Regions from separate parts of the Mus musculus genome. Here regions 1 and 2 are each linked to region 3. A link is a loop called in an ENCODE intact Hi-C map of the cell type or tissue named here. Cell type or tissue: heart. All regions are shown on one strand. Links, peaks and the distances in the headings refer to the core of each region. The heading gives the core; the rest is flanking DNA.

Region 1 (10,934 bases), core at 2,006-10,005, 480 kb after region 3:
ACAAAGGAGCTAGGGGCCCAGTGGAGGGCGAGCCTCTGCGCACTGGGCATAACCATTGGGCCGACTTCCCTCCGTTCCATTCCACCCTCAATTCTCCCACCGCAGTCCTGTACAAGGCTCAACGACTCAGTGGATGGGAGTGTGTGTTTAAAGTGTGTGGTAGGTGCATGTGTGTGTAACCAGGTGGAAATTTCAAAGGATATATCCGACACATACAGAAGATGGGCCTTGAGCAAATGAACTGTCAGAGAGTTTAAGTGACTTGCATGGGTGGAAAGAGAGGGTCAGGTCTGCTCTGAGTGGAACATCTGCACAACATTCTAGCAGCTTACTCAACAACAACAACAAAAAATCTAGCCATTTACTGTAGAAAAAATAATAATAAAAAAGGCACTAATGATTATGGTTCCCACCCCTTCCCCCAAAAGGCCAAATCCTAATGAAATAATTCAAAGGTAGGCCCCACTTCCTAATAGTGGAATTAAACAACAACAAAAAGAACCCAAGAAAAAGAACTTCCCAACCTAGCCTTCCTAAGAGCCTGGGAACCTTGCTGAGGAACTAGGTAAACAGAAGATGAGCGAGTTTCTTTTGCGCTGAGGCCATGAAGCTGGCTTTACATATAGTTCCGCCTGGATACACAATTAAATTACAGTAAATTCCTCTTTAAATAGTAAAATATGGAATGCTCTTCAGAATTCAAATGTCTAGGGTTAAGTAGTTTTAAAGGTAGGTTTGAAATGGCTTGTGTGGAGAAGCAACCTTTAAGCCCTAAAACTATTATAAATATGCTAATTATCTGGGTGTCAGTTTATCTCTCCATATTTCTTTCTAAAATGAGGAAAGCATTCATAAAAAGCTACTTGGCACACTTTATTTTTGGAAAGCAGATGTTAATTTTTTCACGTATCATTTTATGACCAAGTACATGTGTAACATTGGAAGGCATCCAGAACGCCTCTATTATTTGCTAAATGACTGTTAGTTGAAACATATTATTCTCGGCCTAACTACGATATAGGTTATATCAATAAAGTAAACATCTGTTTTTTTTTTAATGGAGGGGGGGCATGAAGAGTTAAAAACGACAGAAGAAGGAAAAAAAGAGTTTGGGAAAGAAGACGCACCTGTGCTGTAGAAAATGGGATATTTATATTGTTCTGTGCAAAACAAAGTCTCCCAATCGGGCACTCGGGGATATTTACATGGCGGGAGATAAAGTTGAAAGCCTTTCCCGGCGTGCCAAATGGGATTCTCCCTGAGGCCTTCTGCGTGGTAAGATAACAGGTACTGAGCGCTCCTGGCGGCTGGGGCCTTCTCCTGCCGCCCCGCCCTCCCCCTCCTCTTTCCCCCCACCTCCAGCTCCCGCCCCAGGCCAGCGGGGCTCGGAATTCCCAGGCACCACGGAAATTTCAGCGGGGTTCCCAGCCGAGAAGTACGCTCCGGAAGCGTCCTCATTTGCCCTGCGTCGCTCGAGGACGCCGGCGCCCAGGATAAGCCAGTGGCGTGATAATTAATGGAATACAATATTTATGGCCCAATGTATTGACTCCGAGGCAAGTACGCCGCGTAGACAGTCCGTGGGGGTCTGGCAAACAGGGGGCGAGTGAGCAAACATAATGACCGGAGTACTTATGTCTATCGGGTTTGCTCACTTAAATCCGAGGTATGTAACATCATGATAAATATTAATATACACCTGCACAGCCCCTCAGCAACGCCATCCTAAACTCTCCCTTCCTGAGTGCTGCCCTTTACAAAAAGGCCAGAGAGGAGGGCTTTAACATAAAATGCTGCAAATATGAAAAATAGGTCACCAATAAAATTGGTCTCAGCATGGAGTGTAATTGCAACAAAGTGCCGCCGAGTAAAATCGAGGAGTGAGCTGGCTGAGGCGGCACAGTCGCGAACCATCTGGTGTGTATTAAAAGCGGTGCTGTAAATATTGCTGAGAGCTAATGCATTATCGGCTTCTATAAGTGCACACGGCCTGTAAGCTTTCCATATGTTAGAACATGTAGATCGGATGGGAGCAAGGAAAGGTGTTCTATCAATCACCAGCTTCGGAAACATCGGGTTTTGCCACTTTTGATGGAATTTTGGCCAAAACGTGTCAAATGTACATCTCCATTATCTGCCCCTCCCAGCAGCCCCTTCCTCTTGCCGCAGCTCTTCTTTCTCATTTTCTCTAGCTTCTCTCCTGCTCCCATCTTCCACCCCCCCCCCCTTTTCTTACTTTCCACGGGGATAGGGCAGGCACTGCTGACGTCACTTCATAGCAGTAAAAGAGAGTAACTGAGAGAGAAAGAGAGAGAGAGCGAGAGAGAGAGAGAGAGAGAGAGAGAGAGAGAGAGAGAGAGAGAGAGAGAGAATCATGTGTTTTTCATCAGTGCTAAATTTTTGCCTTATTCATAGAAACGAGCCTCCCAGCATGGGTACTCCTTCTGTTCTGAAGCTAGTAACCGTCACCACTCCCTTTTGTGGGGTGGTCCACAAGGTGGGGCGCAGAGTAGTCCTGTGCAGGGGTCTAGTGACAGAACCAGCTCTTTCGGATGAAACCAGGGGAAAATGAGATTCAAAGAGCACTTCTAGGGACGATTTCGCACCACAACGTCCAAGCAACCTCTACAAGCCGGCTGGAGGGCTCCTGGCTACAATGCAGTTTTGGTTTGCACCCAGGAACTTCCTTTTTCTAACTCGTCCCTCCATAACCCACCCCCCTACTGAATTGCCACACACAACATAGCTAATAATTTTCCCTGTCACATTACTTTTCTGGGGGAAGCAGCTCAAGTCTTCTCTTTCCTGATGATACCCCTTATTTAAGCGGTTACTATAATTACAACCTCGTCTCTTCTGAATCCCCCCCCCCCCCGCCTCATATTACTCAGCTACAAGTTTTGTTTTTCTTTCTTAAGTCCACTGGTAGGAACTACCTCTATTGCGTCTATGCTGTCCCGCAGAGATCACTTTTTCCCAGTTGGCCTGGTCTCTCTCATTATTTCTACTTCTTGCCATGCACCTCTTTCCCTCCTTTCCCTCTCACCTGTACACTCAGAACAAACCTGAGACTTCAGTGTGGGTAAACCTGTCGGCCATGACAATCCAGGCTCAATCAGCAAATAAATAAAATTCTTACTTTCTTGGTTTTTGGCTGCGGGCTGCGTTCCCCTCCGGCGGTAGCCTCCTGTAATTATAGGAGCTATATTTCTTCCCTGGGAGACATTCGAGGGGATTTTTAGTTGGAAGTTTGTTTCTGCTGAGTTACTTTGGATCCTGGACCAGGGACTCACAGTGGCCAGGACCAAGAGGCTCTGAGTGAAGTGCAGATTGAGACATATCCAGTTTCTTCTAACAGGATCATTTCATGTGGGAGGTTGGACACAAAGTTTGCACTGGCTCGTGACTAGCATTCTAGTGAGAGACGTGCATATTTTAAAACAACAAAGCAGGCTGGAAAGAAGGCTCAGGGGAGGGGGGGGGGAAGCTGGAAAGAAGTTACTAAGTGACAAACATCTGTCAACATGGGATAACTTGTATACTCCAGTGTGCAAAGCTATCTGGCCAGCTCTATGAAGTTCAAGGAACAGAATGTGGGATAGTCCAGTGGATACATATTTGTCTCTGGGAGACCTAGTAATTTTTTTTAAAGACCCTACCCCTTAAGTAAAAGGACAATTAAAACTGCACAAGTGAGTATAATTTTACAATTATGCTTTCCTGAATTAATACTGTTCGAATCTCTGAAACTGTTGAAAAATGTACTTTACCTTAAAACGATGGGCAGGGAATAGAAACTAATAAGCAGGGTGTCTAGGATACCAAACCGAGCAGAAGAAAGGAGAGAGACAAAGCTCAAGCGGCCCATGTGCTGGGTCCCAGCTATCTGTAACCAGCAAACTGTAAAGCACAGGTTTCCACACAACATGTGTGTTGGGAGCAAAACGCATCAGCATCCTTCCTTCAACAAGGAGGGATGGCAAAGCAGTTCCAGGGGATTTTCTCTTTTATTTAAACCTGGACTTTCAACAAGAGTGTTATGCATTTTCAGAGAAAAACAATAACAGTAACAAAAAATAAAGTTATTAAAAGATGATGAAAAATACTGGTAGGCGTCTCTCTCACCACACACACACACACACACACACACACACACACACGACCTCTTAACAATCATATAAAAGTTTAGGCTCCAGCGTCTACTGAGAAATCTTTTTCTCTTCCCTCTTCCAGCTCTGAAGACAAAAGGAGAAAGGGCCCAGTGGTGAGAGGGATATCTCTGTTAGTTGTCAGCATAGGTCCATGGGTTAGGAATGCTAATGAGCCTCTTGGCCAGCTCAAGACTTGGTTCTTGCTTTCTCACACACTGATGCTCACACACACTGGGGTCCTGCAAGCTGGCTGACAGGCACACAGACAGAGCATCCTGCCCGACTGCCTCTCTGGCCTTTTTCCTCTGAGCCCAGAGATCGATCGCTGACCCCATCATTAGGCCAAAGCTTTATTTATCTGGCTGTGCAATGATATTATCAGCCTTAAATGTTATATACAGCAAATGTCTTCCTAAATCAACACAATAGGTTAGTTTGCAGAGACTAGCTTGGTCTGTCTTAAAGAAACCCCTAGATATTCTCTCTCTCTCTCTCTCTCTCTCTCTCTCTCTCTCTCTCTCTCTCTCTCACACACACACACACACACACACACACAAACACACACACACACTCTCCCCCTCTTCTCTTCTCTTCTCTTCTCCACAATTGGGGGGTATTTTATAGTCTAGACTTGGGGATTTGATCCCTTGCTGTCAGCCGGTTAGATGAGGCCTTAGCAGTTTGGAAGACGTTTAGACATCATTATTTAGCTATCACTAAGATTCCCATCAGGGGTTCTCTTGTCCGCAGGATCCGACTGCCTAGATCCACTCTATTCTACATGATCCGGATTTCTCCAATTCGGATAGAAATGAAAGCAAGGGGTGGGGATTCCGATGTGCAACCTTCCACCGTGTTAATTGTTTTCTTTCCTCTCAATTACATTCATAAACCTATTTTCTGCATTGCATGTTATTTCTTTGTGCTTCAAAATTGAAACCACGTGCAGTCTTTTCCCCTCAACACACAGAATAAATGCATTGCCTCCTCCCCCAACCCATCACGTTACTATTTACATTTTGGTTACTCTGTGATCGGCCCCAGAAGGAGAAATTGGCCAATTGGAACTAGGTGAGGCTTTGTCAGAGTATCTCTCAAATCCAAATCTCTGGTCCCCATCTCCAGAAAGGACTCCACCTTTTACTCCCTATTCTCCACCTACCTCAGGTTGTTGAAGCTTTCATGGCGGAGAGTTAGCAGGGAGAACTTCCGAGAAGAAAGGCTACCCAGCAACTTTGGGTCTGTTCCACCCACTGTCCACTCCACCCTTCGCTCTCCAGCCATTTGGTGTCAGTAGCAGTCACCTCTGTTATTCTCTGGTCCAAGATCTTGGGCACAACAGAACCTGATCCCCGAGCCGCTGGCTGCTCCTTGGGGAAAGGGTCTTCCCAAGCAAAGAAGTCCGACGACAAACAAACAAACAAACTCGGAAGGGGGAGGGGGAGTTGGAAAAATGGATTCCCTGACAAGAAGAGATAATAAATGAGAGGCGCTTTCAGATAGATATCTCAGACGTGAAATTGCGCCCAGCTGGTTGTGTAAGCAAACAAATAGTTTCATGTTAGGAACTCTCAACTTGTGGCTTGATGAATAGAACACGACAGAGGTAAATGGGTCTTTAACTCATTTAGGAATACGACTCTTTGGCTTCCCAAGTAAAAAGCCCAGTGATGCCACGGACCTCCGAACAGGCCCTTTAACAAGAGTTTTATTGGTTCCCACTTCTGTTCCCCCTCCCTCCCTCCATATGCTTCTTATGGTCTTCTATTTGCAGGACAATTAGGTTGTTTGTTCTAAGGAACAGGGGAGTTCCCCAAATATGAATCAGGCATTAGGAAATAAAAGGGCTGCCTATACAAGAAAAATTTAAAAAATAAACATTTTGCTTTTTTCTTTTCCTCTTCCTTCCTTTCTTCCTTTCTTTCTTTCTTTCTTTCTTTCTTTCTTTCTTTCGTTCGTTCGTTCTGTCTTCCTCCCCCTACTACTCTTAAGAGCTGTGTTGCAGCTCTCTAGTGTTCCTAACAGCAAGGCTGGTTTGTGAAGTCTCAGGGATTCTGCTAGAGACCTTGAGCCTCTACTAAGTTCTGGAGGGACAGAGTTCTAGAAGAACAAGCTGAACACGAAAGGACCCACATTCCTGTTCTGAGTTTTCTTTCATTCAGCCTAGTCCCAAGTCAGAAATGGTGTAGGAAGAATAGGGTGTCAAAGATCATATCTTCTCATTCTGCCTATGGTCTGTAAAGGCAATATTTTCAGGTAAGGTAGTTTAAACCTACTTCAAAGTCACTGAAGTTCTCTGGTGCCCAGCAAGTGTTTGGATTAAAAGAGAACATTAAACATGCCTAAGTCGTGGTAATTTCAAGAAGGAAGCCACTCTACAAGGGTTGCCTCAGTTTCCACTGGTTCTGGGGAATCCATGTCTCCATTTTCCCAATTTTTGGAGGTAGGAGCCGGTACTTACCCAGAACGACCTCCAGACTCACACCCTGCTTCGATGGCTCCCCCTGGCGCCTAGCATGAAAGCAGCTCAACGTTGTGCGCACTCCATCTGGCTATCCAGACAGAAAAGGTTCCCACCTGTACCACCTAAGCCTCCTGTTAAGGCCTGAGACCACAGAAATTACCTGAGCCGGAGAAAGCACTAGATGATCACAAGTTAGGCTATTACTACAGCCTGTTCTCAGCACTGAAAGCCCTGAAGTTGCTGGCCCGATCCTTTATGCACCCACCAAGGGCAGCTAGAAAGCCTAGGACGTTTCCCTGGTGTGTGTGTGTGTGTGTGTGTGTGTGCTTCCGGGTTGTTAGTAGGCTTCACCTACAACTTAGGGGCTGCAGTCTTGGTTCCTCAACATTTCCTTGGGGTGATCGGATTTGTGTGTGAGTGTGTGTGGTTTCTGTGCCCTGTGCTCTGAAATGGAAAGTCAGTGGGCTCAAGCAGCCTTAGTGTGAGCGCTCACTGACCATAACCCGGAGTCTCCTATCTTAGGAAGGAGACTTAAATCCAGAAACACAAGTTGTTCTCAGTGCATATTGCAGGTAGGTCGGAGGTTGGGGAATACTGCCCAGGATCCCCAAAAAGGCCACTGGGCAAGCAAGTAACCCTGGCTCCTCTTTCCCACTCAGCTCTGGGTTTCCTGGCAGCTGGAAGGGCCCCTGGAGAGGCCTGCTTCTCTTTTCACATTAGGACTGGCTGGGAGGTTGGGCCAGGATTTCAAAAGTCGCAGGGATTCTCTGATCAAAAGCACTCTCCAGACCCCAGGCAGCAAAAGTCAAATGACCCCCTTACACCCCTAGAAACCTGAGGAAGTAAGTGCCTTGGACATCTTGGATCCATGCTGTCCACCCTTTTCTACACTGGGGGGCTTGGACTGGGTCTCCATATTGAAATTAATTGAAATGTATAGTTCAGAACTATGAGAAATGTTTATATGTTTTCATCAGAGGGATCACGTTGTAATGAATATATTTTCATCTCATTTCCAGAAGGCAGGAAAGGTCGGTGAACTCTCCTGGCAGCTCGGCTTCCCTCCCTCTCAGCATTCTAGCTGCAACCCACCCTTGAACCCTCACTCTGCTGCTGCCGGTCAGTACAAGAGAATTCCCAATACTTCCTAGGAGGCCCCTGTGTTTAACAGGAATACCTCTCTCTCCTCTCTGCTTCAGGTATCTAGACTGTAGGAAAGTGAATTAAGGGTCAGTCTTCCTATGCATGAAATATAGCTAGTCCCCTAGTGGCCTAGTTTTAAGACCATGGTCCTACAGTGGCATCCTGCCCCATAGATACTCAGATTACTCAAAATGTCAACCAGGTGGGGCTTGCTTAAGAATTTGGGGAACCTGAAAACTTTCAGACAGTGAAGTGAAAGGGCAAGGTTATGGGTGGCTTCTAAAAGTGAACTCTTCCCTCATCTAAACCTGTCTGGGACTAGGGGTTGGGGGATCCGTGTGTAAGAGGGGTTTTAATTTTAAAGATACGGCTTTATCAATATGTTAAGGAAGAGCTCCCTTGGCAGTGTGTGTTTTCACAGCTCCGGCTCAGATTCCATAAAACATTCAGACTCTGAAATCTGTCGCTCGCCCCTCACCTCAATGCATGCCCAGCTAGATTCCTCAAAGAGAGATATCTGTCTTCCAAGGGCCCCTAGGGCCATAAGGCACTTTAGGGAAGAACCCAGTCTAACTTAGCTTCCTGACACCTAGTCCTACTTTCTGAGTTCAGCTTGTAAGTACCATAAAGTGTGTGTTGGGGGGTGCTTCTTTTGACACCCCCCCCCCACACACACAGGAGAGGTCCTACTGGGAACCCCCTTGACAAGAGCCTGAGAGAAAGGCAAACCAACCACAGGTGGGTAGATCTCCAAGAATGCATAAGAGAAACAAAGTCAGAATCCACGGTGCTTTGTCTCGGTTTGCCCAGAGGCAGGGAGAAGCAAGACTTGGAGCAGACAGTCAGTGGCCGTCCAGTCCACCCAGACTCAAACGCTTTGAGGAGCCCTCAAAACTCCACCCCACCCACAAAAGCCTGCCATGAAACCTTTGCAAACCCCTTCCAGCTCAGAAACTTTCCCACTGCAGTTAGAGTCTAGGTGACCTGACACTGGGTCACTGAAGCTGTGACGCCCATGTGCCTGGAAATTGTGCCTCAAAAGCAATTTGGCTTCCCCTGGCCCCTGACTCAGGGCTGTCCTCAGAAAGAATTAAAAAACAAACAAACAAACAAACAAAAAAAAACAAAACAAAACTCCTGTCTGGCCACCAAGGCCCAGCCTTCCCCTCCTATCCCATCACATACACAGCCTGGCCTTGCCTTCAGCTTTGCAAAAGTGATGTAGTGGCCTAAGAAAAAGGTACAGCCGACTTAGTACTGGACCTTAAAAGTCTCCTCTACCTCTCAACAATTCAGATCCTAACAATACTCAGTTATCCACAAATTATCCAGGAGCTCCTCTTGCTCTGAGGGTGTAGTTCAAGCAACCAGACACATGGGTTTTGCTAAATTCTTTTATTTTTGTTTAAATTTTCACTTCAATTTTAATTCTTGAAGAACAGCCTCGACAACATATATCGCACTCATTATAAGAAGCAAAGGGTTATATCAAAAATTATTAGTATAGAATCACAGGAAATCTGGTTTGGAACCAGAAAAAATACAAAACAGATATAGATACATAGACACAGGACAAATTTTTTATAATTATTTGGAAAATGTTATTTCCCCCTAATTCTTGTTCATTTTTGTTTATGCGCATACGATGTTTAAATTTTACAAAAAATGAAAATAAACACTAGTATTTTACAAAATGAATAACAATGTTCAGTGTATGTTTCTACATAGGATTCAGTCCACTTCCATATGAGTAGTTTTCTGTACAGAATATATCCACATCCATCCACAATAAATCCTGGAAGGTCCATCTATTTTATTAAATTTCTCATGGTCCTCTCTTCCAAATCGTTCTTTTTTTTTTTTTTTTTTTCATTTTCTCACCAGACACGAGGTCCTTTTTCTTTCCTTTCCAATGTACTTACAGATCAGATCCTAAATGAGTCTCCTTTTCTCCTGGTTTGCAGCTCAGGTTGCATTCCTGCAGAGTGGGCTGCTCTTGTTCCCAGCCCTCCTCCCGTCTGCCTGGCCTGCCTGGTCCATCATACCAGCATCCCCAAAGGCTTTTTAGTCCTTGGTCAGGGAGAGTCCTCTTAGTCTCTAGGGAGTCAGGGAGCAGGATTGGGTGGGAAACACCCAAAGTCTAGGAACACTGGATGGACATGTAAGGCCAGTTGAAACTGCTCCCTGACAGCAACATATCTCGGATGAGAGTTTCGATGGGAGTTTTACCTACCAAACGTACGAAGAAGAGTTGCTCGATGACAGAGGAGGACACTGTGCGAAGAGAGGGCAATCGCAGCAGCAGTTTGCCAAAGCGGCTGGGCTGGTTGGGGTACTGGCTTCTCACATACTCCTCCAGGGCACACTGTGATTTCTCCTGCAGGCTTTCGATGTGGGCAGCATCCGACAGGCCACAAGCATCTGCCAGAGCAGCCACAGGAGGGAGAGACAGGGAAAGGGGACAGATTGTTAGGTGAGTGAGATGGAAAGGCATACACACCATTAATATTTTGAGGGGAAAAGGAAAAAGAAATAGAAGAAAAGGAAAATAACTCCTTCCCTCCATGCCTCTTTGCCATCCTCTTTCCCACCCCCTACACAAATAACAATAAATCCAAGCCTCACCATGCTTGGGAGACCAGGAGAGAGGTGCACATGCACAGAGGTGCAACCTGGCCATAGCTTTGTTTCCCCTCTTTCACCTTTGGATTAAATAATGCATGATGGTGAATCCATGTTTGCTGTGTACTGCGACCTGTTCTCTCCTTCAGGGGAGCACATTTCTGGTTGTGCTCATTAAAAGGAAAGCATTTGCCCCTTTCCTGCTTGATTTTGGGGTGCTTGGAACCCCTGAAGAAATATACAGCCTTGGAAACAGTTTTTAAAGGCTTCTTCGAGTCTCCCCCCACCCCCGCCAACCCCCAACCCAGCTGACCCCAACCAGCAAGCTCAAGGAGAACCTAGATTGTGTAGTGAATACACGTGGCAGGGGATCGGGGATCACAAGCTGGCAGAACCGAGAACCAGATCAAGCCTGTGCTATACCAATATAGAATTGGAGATCAACTATATATGCAGGACAGAGCCCTGCAACAAATCCTCCTCGGTGAGAGTGGACACTTCTATCTTTCTTAGATCATGTAATTGAAAATTGGTCACATCTCTGTAAGCTGTAT
Region 2 (10,934 bases), core at 1,337-9,336, 570 kb before region 3:
TATAAATTGTTAAAGCATTTGAATGTATTGAAATTTATATATATGTATATATATATACATGTATGTGTATATGTATATATATGTATGTGTGTATGTATATATACATATGTGTGTATATAGTGTGTGTATATATATGTGTGTGTATATATATATATATATATATATATATATATATATATATATATAAAATATGGGTTTTTTTTTAACCATAAACCTTGTCCTTATAGCATACATTTTGATGGCCATAATCCCCTCCTTATATTTAGCAACATTTTCAGCTAAACCACATCTCATAATAATGAAAATAAGACCAAATGTATTCAGCAGCAAAAACCACAAAAGTATTTTTAAAGTAGTTTTCTTATTCTGAAAATACTTAATAAGAAACACAAACTTTTCATGTAAAATCAGGAAAAGGAAGAAACAAGAGTGATAAAACACAATAACCCAATTCAAAGAATATGAACACATAAACGTTTAAAATGAAATTAGAAAGCAAGACATTTATTCACATGTTTATCAGAAAAACAGGAGGCGTATTAGTTATCTTTTTGGTAATAAACCTTGGACATGCACAAAACTAGCATTTTTTAGAAAGGAAAGACTAATCTAATTGCCTTCTGTAATTATGTTATTAACCTGAGGTAAAGGCTTATATAACACAGCAATGTTTTTGAATATCATACTATATGACTAAGATGGCCTATGTTGTTAAATATATATGACTACATGGGACAATTAATGTATACATAAACACGACAATATAGACTATGGATGTATTTTATATATAAGAGTTCTCCTATATCCTGCAAAATTAAGAGAACAGTAAACAACAGCCTGATGTGTCAATAAGTTAAAAGAGAACATTACAAGCATGTACCTAATGCAATAACATATATTTGTTTTATAGTCGCATATGCCTGTAACTAGGGGAGAAAGCTACTTTTCATAAACTCAAAGGAATTACTTAAGTAAATTCTTTAATAATTTTATTTAGAAAATGACACATTGTTTTAGAAATAACCAAGTAAAACTCAATGCATCTATAAATACTGTCTTGGTATTTATCCAGTGTTTTTATAAATCTCAAGCCAGTTTTCAGAGGAAACTATGACTTTAAACACACTCTCTCTCTCTCTCTCTCTCTCTCTCTCTCTCTCTCTCTCTCTCTCTCTCTGTGTATGTATTTGTAAATGTATGCATGTACCTATATCAATAAGCAAGGCAATCGAAGTAGGATTAAGTTTTATGTAGGTGGTATGTTCTGAAGTATGGAGGACTGAGAGCTTACTTCTAAAGATCTTTGAATATAGGAAAGAACAAACAATCCATAACACAGTTAATACTAGTGGCATTTCTAGAAAGATTCCATATCTTCCTAGCTGAGGTGGGGGTAAGAGAATGAGAGATATGAACCTTCAAGCACCAACACAGATGACAACATCACATAAAAGAGGAGAAAAGAGACCATTAGTTTTTAGCAACTACATGTTTATCTTTATAGTAATTTACATCACTACATTTATAATTATAAAAAAGTTCTTTGTAGTAATTTAAAAACTTCCTACGAATAATTCTTTAAAATGTACTTACCCTGAATCATACAAAACACAAAACTAAGAAGGCAGTGATTGTGAAAAGAGCTGCCCTTTATACATAGCAAGCAACTGTCACTGTGGTGTGGACTTTCTTAAAATATCTCTCACCACGGCCTATCCTTGATGCCTGAAATTCTTTGACAGTTGGTGTCAGCCAGAAGCACCAGGAAACTACAGTTCTCATTACTGTGATCATGTATATTCTATCCTAAGTTTTTAAATAGAACATTTGAATTCTTTACAATATGCCAGTACTGGCACATGTTTGAAGAATGGAATTACAATATGTTAAAAAGGAAATTTAGAAAGAAAAGTATAGACAATCAAGCATGGTGGAGTATAGCTTTAATCCCAGCACTTAGGAGGCAGAGGCAGGTGGATCTCTGATTCAAGCCAGCTTGGTTGGTCTACACTGTGAGTTCCAGGCCAACAACAGCTACAGTGAGACCCTGACTCAAAAACAAAGAAACAACTACAACAAAAAAGAAAAAAACAAACAAACAAAACCCAAAACAACAATAACAAAGGTAAAAAAATAAAGCAAAGGCTTCCGGTTGGGTTGAGGCAGAACAATGACTACAAGACAGAGGTCAGCATAGACAGAGTGAAACCCTATGGGACAGGATAGGCAAACAGGGTAGGTGAGAGGGTAGGATCAACAGTTGGCTAAACAAATTGCTTCAGAAAGAAGTCATTGTGCCTAACAAAGTCCTTGGAACAAGTGAGGGTAAATCTTTCCTATTCTGCATTATAATGTTTTATAACCACTCATATGTATATATATGTGTTTTAGTTCTTATACATATATAAGAACTAAATTTTTACTTTTAAAATTATCTTTACCAATATTTGTTTTTTAATTTCAACAAACACTGAGTATAGAACATTTCAAAAGTACTACGAGTATATAGCAATTTAAATCATCTCTAATTTTTTTACATTATAAAACTGATGTATTAGTTTTGTGTGTGTATGAAAAACAAGCATATAACAAAATGTGGGCATGTATTTAAATTTTTTATTAATTTTGGATTTTTGATTATTTTTCCATTGTTTTAAAACCGCATGTTAAAAATTAGCAGTCTCTTTGTTTTCATTATAATAGGATAATATTTTGATTTAAGACCATCTTTTACTGGAGATTATTTGAACAGACTTTTACAAAATATATACAAGTCTCCAGGACGGTTAATTTCACAGCTTTGAATTCACAATTTGAGAGATTTAACTGAAAAATTAAATTTAAACTTAAAATTACAATGAAATTGAGTATGGCCAAAGCTCTGGATTTCTGTTTTACAATACTGCTACAATACATACACTACAATAGCATACACTCCTATACTATGTGAGTTATATTCTGCTGGCTCTGAATTGTGTAATTACAGGTGGAGTGTTGGAATCCTGGCCTACGAAATAGACCTTTGGTCTAATATATCAAGCCTTTGGAATTTGTTTTAAAAAATGTTGTTAGTGGCTCAGCAGGTAAAGGCTCTTGCCACCAAGCCTAAAGACCTGATTTGATCCCAATACACAGATGGAACATATATATACACAGGCACACACAAAATAAACATAAAAAGAAGCCATCTTACTTCCTGTCCCACCTTCCCATAATGTGACCTTATTTAACTGAGGTCTGGAGGGACTGAGAATGGAGCTCAAAGCTACTGTGTCTACATAGCATCTGCAAGACCCTAGGCTCAATCTACAAGCAACATACAAAACACAAATCTAAACAAAAAACCCTAAGTCCCTAGTGATGAGATTTCTGAAATATTCTTGAATATTAAAAAGAAATGGTCATTAATTCCTTTAATGAAGAATTTGGAAACAGAGAATTAACAAAATGTGTAAGAAAGAAAAAATAGGAGACTGAAGAACAATGTAGAGACATTCCTATCTCTCCAACACTATACATGGTGCTGGCTGGACTAAAACTTTGAATTTGGGATTAAAGTAGTCCTTAAGAAGCAAACTGTAAGAAAAGCACAAGTCTAAGATTAATTAAAATGATTGATTTAATTCTTATTAAGAACCAAGTGTGTTCTACAAGTCTAAAAACTTCATATATTTATCCAGTATATCTACCTAAATGTAGATGAGAATACAAGATACTGGTAAGAATGCTGGAAATTACACCTAATTTAACCTAGATAAGGAAATAAATACTGAGTCAATCCCTAGTACCAAGGGCAGAGAAAAAAAAAAAAAAAAACCTACCTTGAGGATTTAAATCTTTGGATAGACAGTGAAACCAAGATTTAAGTCTGTTACTGTGGAAAGGCTATGCCTTTTCTACAATGCCAATCTGGCTTAAATTTTAGACTTAATCTACCTCTCTTAAACAATCTTATGAGGCAATTTTACAAAGCAATCTAATTTCTATCAGTATAGCAGGAAGGTAATACTACATGAAAAAAGAATCTACTACGTGGGATAGGAGACATTTAGAACAACAAAATGAAGAAATTAAACAATTATTAATCATTTTCAAAAACATAATTCCAATATCTAAAATATTCACATATTTCCTGGAATATTCTAAAGAGTTTTATTACTTTCCTATTGATAAAAGTTTCTATTTTTCTCTCTCAAAACAGATTTGGATCAATTATTGAAAATTTTCATGCATATTATTAAAATAATATATTTTAAATTTCAAAATAATCTTGTTGGAATCGCTTAAAAAGAACAGGTGATGTTCGACTTAAGTTCTGAAAGTATTCAGTCTCCTTTAGCCTTATGATTTTAACCTATGGAGAACTGAATTTATTCTTTACCTGGTTTTTAAAACAGTGGAAATTTGTAGAATAATACAGCCAAGAAACAAACTGAAAATACTATTTAATTAGTAAGCCTATACTATTGGTTTCCTAAAAATCAAAGAGGCAGCCATGGAAATTGTGAATGCATGGAATGGAATTTTAACTGCTCTTTATTTTGATTATGAAAAGGAATTACAACAGACTACTGTTTCATACACCAACATGATCTAAGCTTTCTGCTTTACAAAAGCAAAAATATTCTAAATCATATCATTGATTTTCACCCAAGTCAATGAAGCATGAGAAAAATCTCGACTAAGAAAACAGGTCTAACTGAAGTTTAGTTGCTTATTGAAGACTGTCTCACATTAAGATATATCTAAACATTTGAGTGTTTCAACATCCTAGGTCGTGAAATTCTTAATGTTACCTTACAAATAATCAAATTTCTTCTCACACAAATCTACCCAAATGATCAAGCTATGTTTTGAACACCTAGAATAAACAAGAATCATTCCATTCACAGCAACAGCTTGAAAACCAATATAAGACCTGGGTCGTGATTGAATTCAAGTCATTTCCAATGTTTCAAAGGAATTTTTTCTCTTATTTATTTATCTATTTTCCTCTGTAGAGGATAGTCATTTTTCACAAAAGAGCTTGGGGAATTGAAAATCAATTTCGATCAACCACAGGTCCCAAATCCCGATTTGGAGTATTAAGGTAAATGAGTATCAATTTAGCCAGACCTTGAAAACGCAATACATTTCTGTCACTTAGAGTTGTCCTGGTGCTCAGGAACCCCAGGAACACAAACCCTTCCTTTAGGAGAGGTGCTCGCGCGCTGCTGTTCAAAGCCTACAATACCGCTGAGATAAAAAGCTCATTTTCATTTCGGTGTGAAAAACAATTCTACTCGAGAGAAAGAATGTCTCGTTTTTCATCTTAATGAAAGGCAGGCCCTGGGAATCCCTGCCACCTTCATGGAAGCTAAGGTTTGTAGGCATCCAAGAACTGGCACGGGGTGAGGCGTCCTAGGCGGTTCTATGGAAACGGGAGACGCGAGCGGCCTAGCGCCCGGAGCCCCGGCAGCGGGCAGCGGCCTGGGCGCGCTGCGGGGCTCGCCAGGGACCTGTCTGCCCAGAAGGGCCGGGCAGGCCGAGATCGGAGGGCCCGGCCATCGGCACGGGCGCGGGCCCCGAGTTCACCTTGAAGGAACCAAGGCTGTGAAAGCACGAGCGCCAAGCGCCTCCGCGGCCCAGAGAGGACGGCCGGGAAGTCAGAGGCGCTGCCTGAGAACGCGGTAAATGGCGTCTTCCGAGCTGAGGCGCTTTACCTTCCCGGCCGAAGCTTCTGGGCTGGTTTCGTCTTGCGAAGCTGCCGGTGGTGGCGGTAGGGGCGACGACTACCACCGTAGGACTCCCTGCTCCAATAAACTAGGTTCTAGGAAACAATTTCCCGCCGCGCGCTCGGCGTTCCCGGAAGCAGTTTACCAGTTCCGGGTGGTTGTCAGTGACGCTCTCGAGCGGTCGCCAGGGCTGCCTGAGATGCCGACTATTTGGTTCTGGCCAGCGCGTCAGGCCCTTGCAGGATCAGCGCCATAGACGGAGATTGGTAAGTGACTTTTCCCTCTCTTCCCGGTGTTTTCGGCCTGCCAGCTACCTGCCGAATGTGGATAGGACCGAGAAGTGAGCAGACAGAAGTTGGCCCCCTAAATCCCCATCCTTTCCTCTGGTGCCTGATCCTCCTTGAGGCTGGAGAAGGCCCTGGGATCCGGCTCACTGTCTTCATTCGCTTGACTTACCTCCAACGTGGAAGTCGATCTTAGCCGAAGACAACTGGTTCTGTGCAGTGTTTCTACCCTGTCTATTCGCAGGGTTTGGTCTCCCTGTTTCTTGAAAGTTACATTATGTACCCTTTACTGAATACTGTTAAAATAGTTGGGGGTTCACTTGGGAGGGCAAGCAGGCAGCTGAAGACGGCGGCTTTTGCATGCATTCAGAATGGGACATTCCTGATTTTCAATTAATTGAACTTTTCTCCTTCAGTTTTAATTAAAAATGGCTTCTGTTTTTGTTTTTTTTGTTTTTTGTTTTTTTTCTGCTATGCATTACTGAGACGCTATCATTCCTATAACGGTATGCATCAGCTTTAGATACACGTTTTATGTTGTGGAAATCATTGATTAGAATCAGGTACACTTTCAGTAAGGAATGTTCTGACTTTACTATGAACTCACTGCGAATAGTTCAGGATAATTTTGGGTGGGGATTTGGAGTTACCCAGAGGAGTTGTAAAGAGAAATTGCTTTTGACAAATGTCTAGTTCGAGGAAAGATGCTCATTTATTCAAAGACGCAAAAAGTGTTACTCTTTCTTGACCAATGCAGTTTCCTCGGGGGAGTTCACTCATCCTCTTATTATTTGTTGATCACCTTTTCCCATTTCTCCAAATCAGTCAATCTCAAAAGACGTCTAGAGTGTACCATAAATTAAAATATAATATTAGGACTAGAGAGATGGTACACTGATTAAGAGCTCTCTGCTCTTCCAGAGGTCACTAATTCAATTCCCAGCACCCACATGGCAGCTCACAACTATCTGTAACTCTAGTAACATGAGATTCAGTGACCTCTTCGGGTGTGCAGGTATACATGCAGATGAAACACCATGTACATAAAATATATGCATAAACAAATCTTTTTAAAAAGAAAAATGTCATATATTCAATTAAAGGGACCTGAAGCATCAGACAAGCGCCCCTTTGCCTTTTGAGAGTAAAACTATATTTAGAAAAGCATGTTGATCTTTTTAACTGCCTGTTTGATTAATCACTGAACTTTTATAGTTTCTGAATGATGCAAATATTGTCACCTTATGATTTTTTTAACTTATATCTTAAACAGTTATAAATACTTTCAGGGAGATTTTATGTTCGTCACGCATAGCAACTAGCTTTAAAAAAAAAAGCACTGTTCTTATTTGTGCCTTGGATTCATATAGCACTTCATGAATGCTCACAGGTGTCTCTGCCTTCTGCCTAGCAGTTTATATTCACTATTTAATGTTTACAAAAGAAAAATCCTGTCTCTTTGCATACATTTTATAGTGCAACTGAGAGGTCGTAACATATACGTATAAAATTGTCATGACTGAGATTCCAGTCTTCCTGATTCTGGAACTTAGCTCTTTACTGTATTTACCTATCATGGTGACATGTGATTGTAATTCCAGTGTTTGGGAAATGGGACATTGGGAGTTCTTTTTTTCTTTTTTACACTCCATATTTTATTCCTCCCTTGCCCAATCCACCCTCCGACTGTTCCACATCTCATATCTCCTCTCCACCCCCTGTCTCCTCGTGGATGCCTCCAGCCCCCACCCCACCTGACCCCTAAACTCCCTGGGGCCTCCAGTCTCAGGAGGGTTAGGTGTATCATCTCTAAATGATCACATACTCGGAAGTCCTCTACTGTATGTGTGTTGGGGGTCTCATATCAGCTGGTGTATGCTGTCTGTTTGGTGGTTCAGTGTTTTGAGAGATCTCAGGGGTCCAGGTTAATTGAGACTGCTGGTCCTCCTGCAGGATCGCCTTTCTCAGCTTTCAGCCTTCCCTAATTCAAAAACAGGGTTCAGCTGCTTCTATCCATTTGTTGGGTACAAATATCTGCATCTGACTCTTTCAGCTGCTTGTTGGATCTTTCAGGGGTCTGTCATGATAGGTCCCTTTTTAAGAGTACTCCATATCCTCAGTAATAGTGTCAGGCCTTGGGACCTCCCCTTGAGCTGGATCCCACTTTGGGCCTGTTGCTGGATCTTCATTTCCTCAGGCTCCTCTCCATTTCCATCCCTGTAATTCTTTCAAACAGGAACAATTATGGATCAGAGTAGTGACTGTGGGATGGCAACCCAATACCTAACTTGATGACCTGTCTTCCTGATGGAGGTGGGCTTTCTAAGTTCCCTCTCCCTACTGTCTGGCATTTTATCCCTTTGAGTCCTGAGAGTCTCTCATCTCTCAAGTCTCTGGTGCATTCTGGAGGGGCCCCTCAACCTCCTATTTCCTGAAATTGCCTGTTTCCATTCTTTTACTGGCCCTCAGGGCTTCAGTCCTTTTCCCTCACCCAATACCAGATCATGTTCCCTGCTACCCCCATTTTCCCCTCATTTATTTTCCCTCCCAGGTCCCTCGCTCCCTTTCCACTTGGGATTGCTTTCTTCTCTCACCTAAGTGAGACTGAGGTGTCCTCACATGGGTACTTCAGCTTGTTGACTTTTTTGAGTTCTGTGGACTGTATCTTGGATAATCTGTACTTTTGTGGGGGGGGGGGCGGGGAGGGTTAATATCCACTTATTAGTGAGTACATACCATGCACATCCTTTGGGGTCTAAGTTACCTCACTCAGGATAATATTTTCTAGTTCCATTCATTTGCTTGCAAAACTCAGGATGTCCTCGTTCTTAATAGCTGAGTAGTACTCCATTGTGTAAATGAACCACATTTTCTGTACCCATTCTTCTGTCATGGGACATCTAGGTTGTTTCCAGCTTCTGGCTATCACAAACAAGGCTACTATGAGCATAGTGGAACTCGTGCCCCTGTGGCATGGTGGGGCAACTTTTGGGTCTATTCCCAAGAGTGGTATAACTGGATCTTCAGGTAGATCTATTTCCAATTTTCTGAGTGCGGCAAAAAGCTTTATTGCTTACTTCTCAGGAGGAAGACCCCGAACCCGGAAAATGGAGCTGCTTATATAGCCTGCAGCGTGACATTTCAGCACCTGATGTGGCGTGACAGCACCTGATTAGTTGCTCGCCCATCACCCCATTACTATGCCCCGAGATGGGCAGTGACTAGGCGTGAGTTTACTCTTGCACTTGTGCATAAGGCTTGTTTACTAGTTAGGCGCAGTGGAAGACAGCGCCATCTTATAATGGGGATTGCTCACGGCATGGCTCTCCACATCTGAGGAATTTCGAGATTGATTTCCAGAGTGGTTGTACCAGTTTGCAATCCCACCAGCAATGGAAGAGTGTTCCTCTTTCTCTGCATCCTCTCCAATGTGTGTTGTCACTTGAGGTTTTGATCTTAGCCATTCTGATTGGTATAAGGTGGACTCTTAGGGTTGTTTTGATTTGCATTTCTCTGATCACTAAGGACTTCTAACATGTCTTTAGGTGCTTCTCAGCCATTTGAGATTCTTCAGTTGTGAATTCTTGGTTTAGTTCTATACCCTATTTTTTTGATTGGAGAGTTTGTTTGGTTTTTTGGTGGTTAACTTCTTGAGTTCTTTATATATTTTGGATATTAGCCCTCTATCAGATGTGGGGTTAGTGAAGATTTTTTCCAAATCTGTAGGTTGCCGATTTGCCTTACAGAAATTTTCCAGTTTCATGAGGTCCCATTTATCAACTCTTGATCTTAGAGCATGAGCCATTAGAGTTCTGTTTAGGAAATTTCCCCCTGTGCCAATGAGTTCAAGGCTCTTTCCCACTTTCTCTTCTATTAGATTCAGTGTATCTGGTTTTATGTTGAGGTCCTTGATACACTTGGACTTGAGCTTTGTATAAGGTGACAAATATGGGTGTATTTTCATTTTTGTACATACAGACAGCCAGTTAGACCAGCACTATTTATTGAAGATGCTTTCTTTTTTCCATTGTATATTTTTGGCATCTTGTCAAAGATCAAGTGACCATAAGTGTGTGGTTTTATTTCTGTGTCTTCAGTTCTAGTCCATTGATCAGTCTTTGTCAGTCTCTGTACCAACACCATGCAGCTTTTATTACTATTACTCTGTAGTAAAGCTTGAGATCAGGGATGGTGACTCCCCCACCTTTTCTTTTATTGTTAAGAATTGTTTTCTCTATTCAAGTTTTTTTGCCTTTCCAGGTGAATTTGAGAATTGCTCTTTCCATGTCTTTGAAGAATTGTGTTGGGATTTGATGGGGATGGCATTGAATCTCTAGATTGCCTTTGGTAGGATGGCCATTTTCACTATGTTATGTATGCTCTGAGAGCAGTGGATCCTCAACTGCTGTGAGTTCAAAGGGTCCTCCACTGCTCTGCTGCTCGGAGTGCAGTGGGTCTTCTAGGATAGATATGGATATGGAGTCTTCATGGGAGCAGAGCAACTAGGAGTCTTCCCCCCCACACCCCTTTTTCAAATAAGCTTCTACACAAGTAGTCAGGGTACCTTTGTGAGCTTTTGCTTCCATATGGTGGATCCACAGGAATACTACAAAAATCATTCCAGATGGTGTATCTAAAGGCTCACTTTTCCTGACTCACAATTAACATTCAAACAACAGAGATTTTTGTATTCTCCCTTAGTCTTTTAGGGATTTAAGATTAATGCAGGTACTGGAGAGATGGCTCTTGTAGAGGGTCTGGGCTTGGTTTTCAGCACCCTCATTGTGGTTTAGAATAAATTGTAACACATTCAAGGGGGATTCCACATCCATTTCTGAGCTCTGCTGGCATCAGGCACTCCTGTGACTCACATACATGCATGCAAACAAAGCACTCCATATACATATCATACAGAATGTACTCAAAGTCTTTAAAA
Region 3 (10,934 bases), core at 1,973-9,972:
TGAGCTGCCGACTGTAAGTCATCAATAAATTCCTTTATTATCTAGAGACTATCCATAAGTTCTGTGACTCTAGAGAACCCTGACTAATACACCGGGTAACTCTAGTTGTGTCAAGTTGACAAAAACTAACCAGCGTAGAAGACATATAACAGGAATCATTCTCTAGGGAGAAAAGTCAGGCTCGGTTAATGTGTGACCCATACAATATGGCAGCAATCAGTCTCCCTTTTGTCTCTGGTGGCAGAGGGGTTAGATATGTTCCTTAGCAGCCCTCCCTGCTTAGGATACTTTAAAGGCCTGGGTTCTTCTACTTCTTATTCAAGTAAAAGAAATAAAATATACATACCTGATATTTTGCAATTAATATCAATTAATATATTACCCTTTGCAAAGTCAGTTCAGGCCTTTGTTCTCAAATTCTGGAGGTAATGTAGGTCATATCTGATAATAACTTCATCTGTGATGGAGAGAGTCACGTAGAAAGGGCAACTTGCAAATTCATCTGGAATAACAAAAGTCCTAGGACAGCAAAAACTATTCTCAACAATAAACGAACCTCTGGTGGAATCACCATGCCTGACCTCAAGCTGTACTACAGAACAATTGTGATAAAAACTGCATGGTATTAGTACAAAGCAAGGCAGGTAGATCAATGGAATAGAATTGAAGACCCAGAAATGAACCCACACACCTATGGTCACTTGATCTTTGACAAGGGAGCTAAAATCATCCATTGGAAAAAAGACAGCATTTTCAACAAATGGTGCTGGCACAACTAGCGGTTATCACATAGAAGAATGAGAATTGATCCATTCTTATCTCCTTGTACTAAGGTCAAGTCTATGTGGATCAAGGAACTCCACATAAAACCAGAGACACTGAAAATTATAGAGGAGAAAGTGGGGAAAAGCCTCGAAGATATGGGCACAGGGCAAAAGTTCCTGAACAGAACAGCAATGGCTTGTGCTGTAAGATTGAAAATTGACAAATGAGACCTCATAAAATTGCAAAGCTTCTATAAGGCAAAATACACTGTCAATAAGACAAAAAGGCCAACAACAGATTGGGAAAGAATCTTTACCAATCCTAAATCAGACAGAGGACTAATATCCAATTTATATAAAGAACTCAAGAAGATGTACTCCAGAAAATCAAATACTCCTATTAAAAAATGGGGTACAGAGCTAAACAAAGAATTCTCAACTGAAGAATACCAAGTAACTGAGAAGCACCTGAAAAAATGGTCAACATCCTTAATCATCAGGGAAATGCAAATCAAAACTACCTTTAGATTCCACCTCACACCAGTCAGAATGGCTAAGATCAAAAATTCAGGCAACAGCAGATGCTGGTGAGGATGTGGAGAAAGAGGGACACTTCTCTATTGTTGGTGGGATTGCAAGGTGGTACAACCACTCAGGAAATCAGTCTGGTGGTTTCTCAGAAAGTTGGACATAGTAGTACTGGAAGATCCAACAATTCCTCTTCTGGGCATATACCCAGAAGCTATTCCAACTTATATTTAGGAGAAATGCTCCACTATGCTCATAGCAGCCTTAGTTATAATAGCCATAAGCTGGAAAGAACCCAGATGTCCCTCAGCAGAGGTATGGATACAGAAATTTTGGTACATTTACACAATGGAGTACTACTCAGCAATTAAAAACAATGATTTATGAAATTCTTAGGCAAATGGATGCATCTGGAGGATATCATCCTGAGTGAGGAAACCCAATCACAAAAGAAGTCACTTGATATGCACTCACTGATAAGTGGATATTAGCCCAGAAACTTAGAGTATCCAAGATACAATTGGCAAAACACAAGAAAATCAAGAGGAAGGAAGACTAAAGTGTGAATACTTCATTCCTCCTTAGAATAGGAAACAAAATACCCATGGAAGGAGTTACAGAGACAAAGTTTGGAGCTGAGATGAAACGATGGACCATCCAGAGACTGCCCTACCCCATGATCCATCCCATAATCAGGTACCAAATGCAGACACTATTGCATATGCCAGGAAGATTTTGCTGAAAGGACCCTGATATAGCTGTCTTGTGTGAGGCTATTGCCAGTGCCTGGCAAATACAGAAGTTGATACTCATAGTCATCTATTGGATGGAACACAGGGCCCACAATGGAGGAGCTAGAGAAAGTACCTAAGGAGCTAAAGTGGTCTGCAACCCTATAGGTGAAACAAAAATATGAAGTAACCAGTACCCCCAGAGCTCTTGTCTCTAGCTGCATATGTAGCAGAAGATGGCCTAGTTGGCCATCATTAGGAAGAGAGGGCCCTTGGTCTTGCAAACTTTATATGCCCCAATACAGGGGAATGCCAGGGCCTAGAAGTGGGAGTGGGTGGGTAGGGGAGCAGGGTGGAAGGAGGGTATAGGGGAATTTTGGGATAGCATTTGAAATATAAATGAAGAAAATATCTAATAAAAAATTGAAAAAAAAGTAAAAGAACCTCTGGTGGATCACCATGCCTCACCTCAAGCAGTACAACAGAACATTTGTGATAAAAACTGCATGGTACTGGTACAATGACAGACATGTAGATCAATGGAACAGAAATGAAGACCCAGAAATGAACCCACACACCTCTGGTCACTTGATTTTTGACAAAGGATCTAAAACCATCCAGTGGAAAAAAGACAGCATCTTCAAAAATGGTGCTGGCTCAACTGGTGGTTAACATGTAGAATGCATAGTGATCCATTCTTATCTCCTTTTTCCAAGCTCAGGTCTAAGTAGATCAACGAACTCCATATAAAATCAGAGACACTGAAACTTATAGAGGAAAAAGTGGGGAAGAGCCTCTAAGATATGGGCACAGGGGAAAGATTCCTAAACAGATCAGCAATGGCTTGTGCTGTAAGATCAAGGATCGACAAATGCGATCTCATAAAACTGCAAAGCTTCTGTAAGGCAAAGGACACTGTTAATAAGACAAACAGCAACCAACACATTGGGAAAAGATCTTTTCCAATCTTAAATCCGATAAGGGGCTAATATCCAATATATATTAAAAAAACTCAAGAATTTAGACTTCAGAAAACTAAATAAACCTATTAAAGATGGGGTACAGAGCTAAAAAAGGATTCTCAACTGAGGGAAACTGAATGGCTTAGAAGCGTCTTAAAAAATGTTCAACATCCTTAATCATCAGGGAAATGCAAATCAAAACAACCCTGAGATTCCATTTCACACCAGCCTGAATGGCTAAGATCGAAAACTCAGGTAATAGCAGATGCTGGCGAGGATGTGGAGAAAGAGGAACACTCCTCCATTGCTTGTTAAATTGCAAGCTGGTACATCCACTCTGGAAATCAGTGTGGCTGTTCCTCAGACAATTGAACATAGTTCTACTGGAAGATCCAGCAATACCACTCCTGGGCATATACCTAGAAGATGCTTCAACTTGTAATAAGGACACATACTCCACTATGTTCATAGCAGCCTTATTTATAATAGCCAGAAGCTGGAAAGAACCCAGATGTCCCTCAACAGAGGCATGGGTACAGAAAATGTGGTACATTTCCACAATGGAGTATGACTGAGCTATTAAAAACAATGAGTTTATCTAATTCTTAGACAAATGGATGAATCTCGAGGTGAGGTAACACAATCACAAAAGATCACACATGATATGCCCTCACTGATAAGTGGATATTAGCCCAGAAGCTCAGAATCCTTCTTAGAAGGGAGAATAAAATACCAATGGAACGAGTTATAGAGACAAAGTTCAGAGCATAGTCTGAAGGATCGACCATCTAGAGACTGCCCTACTTGGGAATCCATCCCATAAACAACCACCAAACCCAGACACTATGGCAGATGCCCACAAGATCTTGCTGACAGAAGCCTGATATAGCTGTCTCCTGAGGGGCTCTGCCAGTGCCTGGCAAATACAGAAGTGAATGCTCGAAGTGATCCATTGGACAGAGCACTGGTCCCCAGTGAAGGAGCTAGAGAAAAGTACTCAAGGAGCTGAAGGGGGTTGCAGCTCCATATGAGGAACATCAATATGAACTAACCGGTACCCCCAGAGCTTCATGGTCTAAACTACCAAACAAAGAAAACACATTGTGGGACTAATGGCTATTGCTGCATATGTAGCTGAGGATGGCCTAGTAGGTCATCAATGGGAGGAGAGGCCCTAGGTCCTGTGGAGGTTTTATGCCCCAGTATAGGGGAATGCCAGGGCCAGGAATGGGAGTGGGTGGGTTGGGGAGCTGGGTTAGGAGGTAAGGGGTAGGGTGTTTTCAGTGGGGAAACTAGCAAAGGGGCTAACATTTGAAATGTAAATAAAGAAAATACCTAATAAAAATGTGAGAAAAATAAATAAATAAAAAAGTAGAGAAACTAGAAGCAATCCTACTAAAATCAGGGGGCAAGACAATGTTGCCCACTCTTTCCCTATCTATTCAATACAGTATTTGAAGTTCTAGCTAGAGCAATTAGACAACAAGTGGAGATAAAAGGGATACAAATTGGAAAGAAAGAAGTCAACGTATCATTATTTGCAGATGATATGATAGTATTCATAAGCAACCCCCAAAATTCCACCAGATACCTCCTACAACTGACAAGCAACTTCAACAAGGTGGAAGGATATAAAATTAACTCAAAAATATCAGTAGCTTTCCTTTATATAAATGATAAAAATGCTTATAAGAAATTTGGGAAACAACACATTACACAATAGCCATAAATCATATAAAATATCGTGGTGTAACTTTTACTAAGCAAGTGAAAGATCTATATGACAAGAACTTCAAATTCCTTAAGAAAGCAACCAAAGAAGACTTAGAAGATGGAAAGATCTCCTATGCTCATGGATTGGTTTGATGAACATAGTAAAAATGGCCATCTTACCAAAAGCAATCTACAGATTTAATGCAATTCTCACCACAATTTCAACACCATTCTTCACAGACATGGAGACAGCAATTATCAACTTCATATGGACAAACAAAAACTTCAGGATAGCCAAAACACTTCTCAACAATAAAATATCTTATGGGGAATTGCCATCCCTGATTTCAAGCTGTAAATAGTTTCAATGTATGCTTTATTGTGACATTGACTGAAGAAGCAGTAGTTACATATTTTGTCCAATGTTTCTCCTCAAGGTTAGACAAGGATTATCCATTTATAGGAGGTTTGATTTTTGTATGTATTTGTGTGTGCCTGTGTGAGCTTATGTTAGCCACTTGTGTATATAACTCACCAAAGGCCAGAGGGCATTGGATTCTCTGGAACTGAAGTTGTAGGCATTTGTTGAGCCCAGCCCAGGTTCTCTGGAAGAACAGTAAGTGCTCTTAACATGTGAACTCTCCCTTGAGCCCCCTCAGGTTTATTTTTAATGAGCTTGTTTATTTTGGTCATTCTATCAAAATGAAAATGTTATGTTGCTTTTCATGATTTAAAAAACCCTGTTTGAAACACAAAATTCAAGTTGCTTACTGTAATCAAAGCTTTTCTTCAGTTGTAAGTTCTACCCTACAAGCCACTTGAGCTGCAGCCTGAAATGAAACCCTAAACTTTGTAATGTTATGGGCTCCACCCAGGCATTCTTGGCTTATTTCAGTAAGTTATGTTTTTCCTCAGGAACACCCTGTTACATTTTTCTCCATCCATACATGTCCTTACTGCCCTCATGACTTCCCATTAAGTTTCTCCAAATAGTGCAATGAATAGATATTAATTTATTCAAATGATGTTTATTGTATATTTTGTGACAGGCATCTTGTCCTGGTTGAGGATACTTAAAAGGCAAGATAAAATCACTGTTTTCATCCAGTTGACATTTTAGTGGGTAAGAGCACACTGCCAATAAATTGCATCACTCTTTGTTCTGAAGGAAGCAGGAGTTGAGTTTAAGAGATACAAATTATGGGAGTGAGGTACAATATACTTTCAAGAATTCTGGAACTCCCTGTCTGGTAATATAACAAATATAGGTTTGCTAGCTACCAGCCTTTCCTCACAGTTACCGAGGTGTCAGTCATAGCTTCGTGTCTTTAGTAAATGCTTTGACCTTAATTGGCAAAATAATGGTTTTGGGATTAAAAAACAGAGAAAACATCAGAATACCATATAAAATATTAAAATCATTTGTGTCTATTGCTCACCACTATTCTACCCTAAAGAGAAGGATTTTTAGACCTTTTTTGGATAAACAGAACACCAACATACTTCTCATTTGAGTTAGCTCTCAATAGGATATTAGGGTTAACTTCCTGTCTTAATTTTGTGATAAATACAATTTTTCAAACATAGGTCTCAACTTGAATATCAAGGGTGGGGTGAATTTACATGAACCATGGACGGACATGGGGAATTCGCTTAAGGCCAGCATCACAGAGAATATTGAAATTCCTCTTTCAGAACGAGGCTTTAGGATAGTTTAGAATAGCAGCGTACGACAGGGACATGCCACAACAACGCACACCACACACACACTGCCCTCTGAGCCTCAGGAACAGATGTAGAGGTTCGCTCCGCCCATTTCCGGGTTCTTGGCGCCGCGGCCGTCGCATGCGTAATGACGTTTAAATTCCCTGCAGACCCGGAAGTGCAATCGAACTTGGTCGGGGCGCGGATCTTGAGAGAGAAAGTCCGAGCCAGGGCGCAAGGGAGTTCGCCCAGAGATCTGGAAGGCCACGCCTCCTCGCACCTACCCTCTCAGCATTGCAGCTGGGGACAGAGCTCAGGTAGGACTGCGCTGGCCACCTCTGCCAGCCGCCGCAGGGGCGAGACCCCGAGGGGCTGGCCTGGATGGGACTCGGGCGGGATGCTGGCGCCGGGATCCTGACTGTCAGAAGCCACGCGTCCTCTCTGGGTCACTTCTCTTACCTATGTGCAAGATCTTGCAAAAGGGCTGCCTCACCTGCCTTGTCCACTCTCCAGGCAGGAGGAACACGTGTGACCTGGGGTGGCTAGCCTGAGTCTGAGTCCCTGAAGCTCTGGTTTTCACCAGATACCTTAGATAGAGGAAGAGACCCTCCACTTACAGTATTGCAGTTGTCTGGTTGAAGTTGTTTTTAGTTGTTTGTTTTCATGCAAAGATTGTCAACCACCAAAGCTGTGGCATGCATTAATAGCAAACATTGAAGTGTGCTTATAAAATGCCCTCAAAAACTTGTATCATGTGTAGTTAGTAGGATGTGTACATTTGTCTGTAAGTTTCTTATTTCTGAAGTAGACCACATCACGTGCTTCTCATTTTCCCAAAGTGTCTGTCTTTGGAGTCAAGTAACTTCTGCCTAAGAGTGTTTGGGCTATATTTAAGAGACAATTCGTACTGTCCATTCTCCCCAAATTCTCAAAAAAGCTGCATTGAAAAAGTTCTGTGGCCTGGACCAGTTACTGCCTTGTTTTGAAATAGCTCCATTGTGGTGGTGCTCTTAAAGCTCATGGTTGGTCTTGTCTTAAAGCACTGTCAAAGTATTCTGTTTCTCCTTATTCTTTTTCCTTTCTTGTGAGGGACAGATACCCCTTTTCATTCTCAGACTAAGTCAGAGCAGGCTAAATTCGGGTTTCAATGTCATTGCACTGGTATGCACTGGTATGGTGCATTTTGTAAGCTTTCCTACTTTTAAACTCGGAGTCTGGTCCCTTAACCTGTCAAAGAGATGAGAACCGAAGGGCTGCCTGGAATGGCTTTTTGGCCGAGACTACAGCTGCACTTGTACATAGAGAACAGAATCCAGGCCAGGAGGGAAATAGAATTTATAAAGCTTCGAGCATTGATCTAGTCATTCATCTATTTGTATTGACTAGCCGCTAACAGTATGTCTGATAATGTGCTGTGTTCGGCGAAGATAGTAGTGAACAATACAGAAAGTTCTGGACTGGTGGTGGGTGGAGATCAATCCTCATGCAGATGCATAAACAGGAGTGAGAAAGGTAGCGAGGAAAAAACGAAGCAAGTGGAGGAGAGAAGGGGCTGTTGAGTACAGATCCAAATTAAGTGAGGAACTGGATTCCACAGTTATGGGGGGTATGGTGTAGTTGAGTACAAAGGCTCTAAGGTTGAAATACATTTGTTATCACTGGAGTAATAAAGATATAGGGCTTAGTAGTCTGGAGAAGGCGTATTCAGTGACTTGTTACATTTATGATAGTTTGTGCTTATTGATCACCAACTTAGTTAGCTTTGGGAGGAGAATCTAGGGTCAGTACACATGTAAAGGTACTTCCATGCTCAATAAAGAGCAACATTTAGTCAGTTAATGTCATGTATGTTGCCCTTTGTTTTTGTTAGATTGGATTTGCCCAATAGTGTCAGTATTTAGTGAATATGTCTCTCCTCTGTACCAAATTTACTTTTCATTTTCTTTATCATTATAGTAAAATGTACCTAATAAAATATTTTAGTTGGGCAGTAGGAGGCATCTCTGACAACAACAACAACAACAACAACAAGAAAAACAACAACAATTTCAAGACTTCAGTAATGCAAATGATGTTCATGTTGTTGAATAGCTATCATTGCTGTTTGTCTTCAGTACTTTCTCATTTTCCTGGATGAACTCTGTAACATATTAAATACTATCTCCTCATTGCTAACTCTCTTAAGCCCCTGGCAACAATGGAGCTTCTTTCTGTGTCTATGACTCTGACTATTGTGGACATATCATATGAGTGTACTCACACAGCATTCGTTCTTTTGTGACTGGCTTATTTAACTTAGGACAATGTCCCTACGTTTCAATTGTTATCGCATATGTCAGAATGCCCTTCCTTTAAAAGCTGAATATAATAATCACTGTATAAATGTATCAGTTTTTATGTATTTGTTTACCTGTGGATGCTTGAATTGTTTACTTTTTTGGCTACTACTGTAAATGATACAGCTGTGTGCACAAACATCTGTTTACCTTACTTTCATTTCTCTTGGTTATATATCCTTAAATGAAGCTGATTAAATGAAAATTTGGAATAGTTTACATCTTGAATGCTCATCTTTTATGGTTACGTCCTCAGAGAAGTGCTACGGGGAAGAATCAGGTCGTGCTCAGAGGTTTCCATTCGGTCTTGCTTACAGGTTTTCATCATCGAAGGCATGCCCTTGAGGAGGGTAGTGGGACCTTAGCCCCTTCCTCCTCTCTTTGTTTCTGCTTCTTGGCTAGAAGTGAGCCCTTTGCTTTGCCATGTGCTCCTTTCTGCTCCTACCATAGTGTGCTCCTTCCACAAGTACACAAGCAATAGGGCCAACTAAAGACATACTGAACCCTCTAAAATTGTTGGCCATAGTGAACCTTTTCTCTTTATATGCTAACTACCTTAGTGTTTGTTATAATAACAGAAAGCTGACTAATGTGATTCCATGTTTAAGTTTTTAAGGAATTGTCACACTGTGCACCACAATGACTAACCAATTTTTCTTTCCCACCAGCCATGCACAGGGTTGTAATTTCCTTACAATGTTGTGAACTTTTGTCCAGATCTTCATGAAACTTTTATTTATTTATTTACTTTTTTGGGTTTTTCGAGACAGGGTTTCTCTGTGTAGCCCTGGCTATCCTGGAACTCACTTTGTAGACCAGGCTGGCCTTGAACTCAGAAATTTGCCTGCCTCTGCCTCCGGAGTGCTGGGATTAAAGGTGTGTGCCACCACACCCAGCTCATGAAACCTTTAAAAGAAGGGTAATTGCCATAGTCATATAACTGTGTAGAGCTGTGGTTTTGGTTCACAGTCCTATAATATTAGTAATGTTAAATACTTTTTACTCTGCTTTTTGGTCACTGACATATCTACTTTGGAGTTTTTAAAATAGTTTTTGTAGTCCAGTCTGGCTTCAAACTCATGATGCTTCTGCCACATCCACGCACATAGTAAGATTAAATAGGCTTACAGGTGTAACAGCCAGTCCCAGCTCTTTGGGTTGTGTGTTGTACTAGGGATTGAACCAGGGGCTTATGCATACTGGACAAGTGCTATAGCACCGAGCTATATCTCAAGCTTGTTAATTTAAGACCTGATTTCAGTAAAACTTTTAAAGATTTATTTGTGATATTTTAAGTATTGGGTTGCCTTTTAAGATGGCAAACACCATGTGTTTTCTTGCTTTTTAACCTTAAAGTTCTATAATAATAAAAGCCCTCAAATGCCTATAGGCTAGGTGTCTATACCCCATACTTAGAAATTAAACAAAAACAAAAACAGAACTCTAAAGTCTCCTTTGTACAGTGAACAAAACTTTCAGTGTCACATTGTGGTGAGAACAGCTCAGAGAAACCAAAGATCTCTGTTTTGCTTTGTTGTTTTCTTCTTTAATTGAAAGGAAAAAGGTATATTGATTGGCTGGCTGTACCTGTGAAGTGGACCACCTTTGTTTGCTAGCTGAGAAGAGAAGGACACTGAAGGAAATTGATGAAGAGAAAAGATATGCTGGGCAGCAATAAAGCAGTCAGTGGCTAGATGGGCAGTGACAAAGGAGATCAGTAATAATAATAGACAGGGAGCGCCATGACTGACAACACAGAGACGGCCCAACAAGCAAGTAATGAGCACTATAGATTCACAGCTTGGAATGGTATGGGGGAGAGGTCAAGAGAGTGCAAATCCCTCATAACTTCTCAGCATGTGGTTCTGAAGCAAAACACTGGGCCCTCAGAATCCAGGGGACCTGCTCCATATCAAGTAATATGTTTCCATTTCTGTGGTTCAGTAGCCGTTGTTGGAAGGTATGAGCTGTGTGTAGTTCTGCAGAATAAGCGTAAATCCTTGAGAATGTGTACCACATGATTTTAGTTCCTATGACAGAGATTTAGTTGAATACAACCTCCCTCCCCTCCCCCCAACTCTACCCAGACAGGCTCTTACTATGTAACTTTGGCTGGTCTAGAACTTGTCATGTAGACTAAGGCTGGTCTCAAACTCAGAGATCCACCTGCTTCTGCCTCTCAAAATCTGGGATTAA

Evidence for each region. Hi-C counts contacts between places; a loop is a spot of excess contacts. Peaks named below come from ENCODE experiments on the same cell type or tissue, not always from the same donor. Only the 100,000 strongest peaks of a DNase experiment are listed, where the experiment ranks them.
Region 1: it touches region 3 in a loop (2.5-fold over the local background); 3 of 42 quality-filtered maps call a loop at or near these places.
Region 2: it touches region 3 in a loop (2.9-fold over the local background); 4 of 42 quality-filtered maps call a loop at or near these places.

What each region holds. Positions count from the first base shown.
Region 1 is chr13:78,179,835-78,190,768 of GRCm38, forward strand. Nr2f1 (nuclear receptor subfamily 2, group F, member 1) reads right to left here. Exons shown (of 3, transcript NM_010151.3): 3 at 9,139-10,179. The coding sequence ends at 9,899. It overlaps 3110006O06Rik (a long non-coding RNA gene), which reads left to right. Exons shown (of 2, transcript XR_003950646.1): 2 at 1-3,139. It also overlaps a transcript of Gm38604 not described here. Among named protein-coding and RNA genes, the nearest start is that of Gm38604, 6.3 kb to the left of the region's middle. In heart, for the core only: a CTCF peak has its summit at 6,663 (motif pointing left); no DNase peak of the experiment used is centred there; H3K4me3 peaks cover 808 bases; H3K27me3 peaks cover 7,323 bases.
Region 2 is chr13:77,129,651-77,140,584 of GRCm38, forward strand. Slf1 (SMC5-SMC6 complex localization factor 1) reads right to left here and starts at 5,818. Exons shown (of 21, transcript NM_134071.3): 1 at 5,703-5,818. It overlaps 2210408I21Rik (RIKEN cDNA 2210408I21 gene), which reads left to right and starts at 5,886. Exons shown (of 20, transcript NM_001145676.1): 1 at 5,886-5,980. In heart, for the core only: no CTCF peak of the experiment used is centred there; DNase peaks (open chromatin) are centred at 5,421 and 5,861; H3K4me3 peaks cover 2,582 bases; H3K27ac peaks cover 1,348 bases.
Region 3 is chr13:77,702,135-77,713,068 of GRCm38, forward strand. It overlaps Fam172a (family with sequence similarity 172, member A), which reads left to right and starts at 6,556. Exons shown (of 10, transcript NM_001163419.1): 1 at 6,556-6,719. In heart, for the core only: no CTCF peak of the experiment used is centred there; a DNase peak (open chromatin) is centred at 6,547; H3K4me3 peaks cover 1,551 bases; H3K27ac peaks cover 1,189 bases.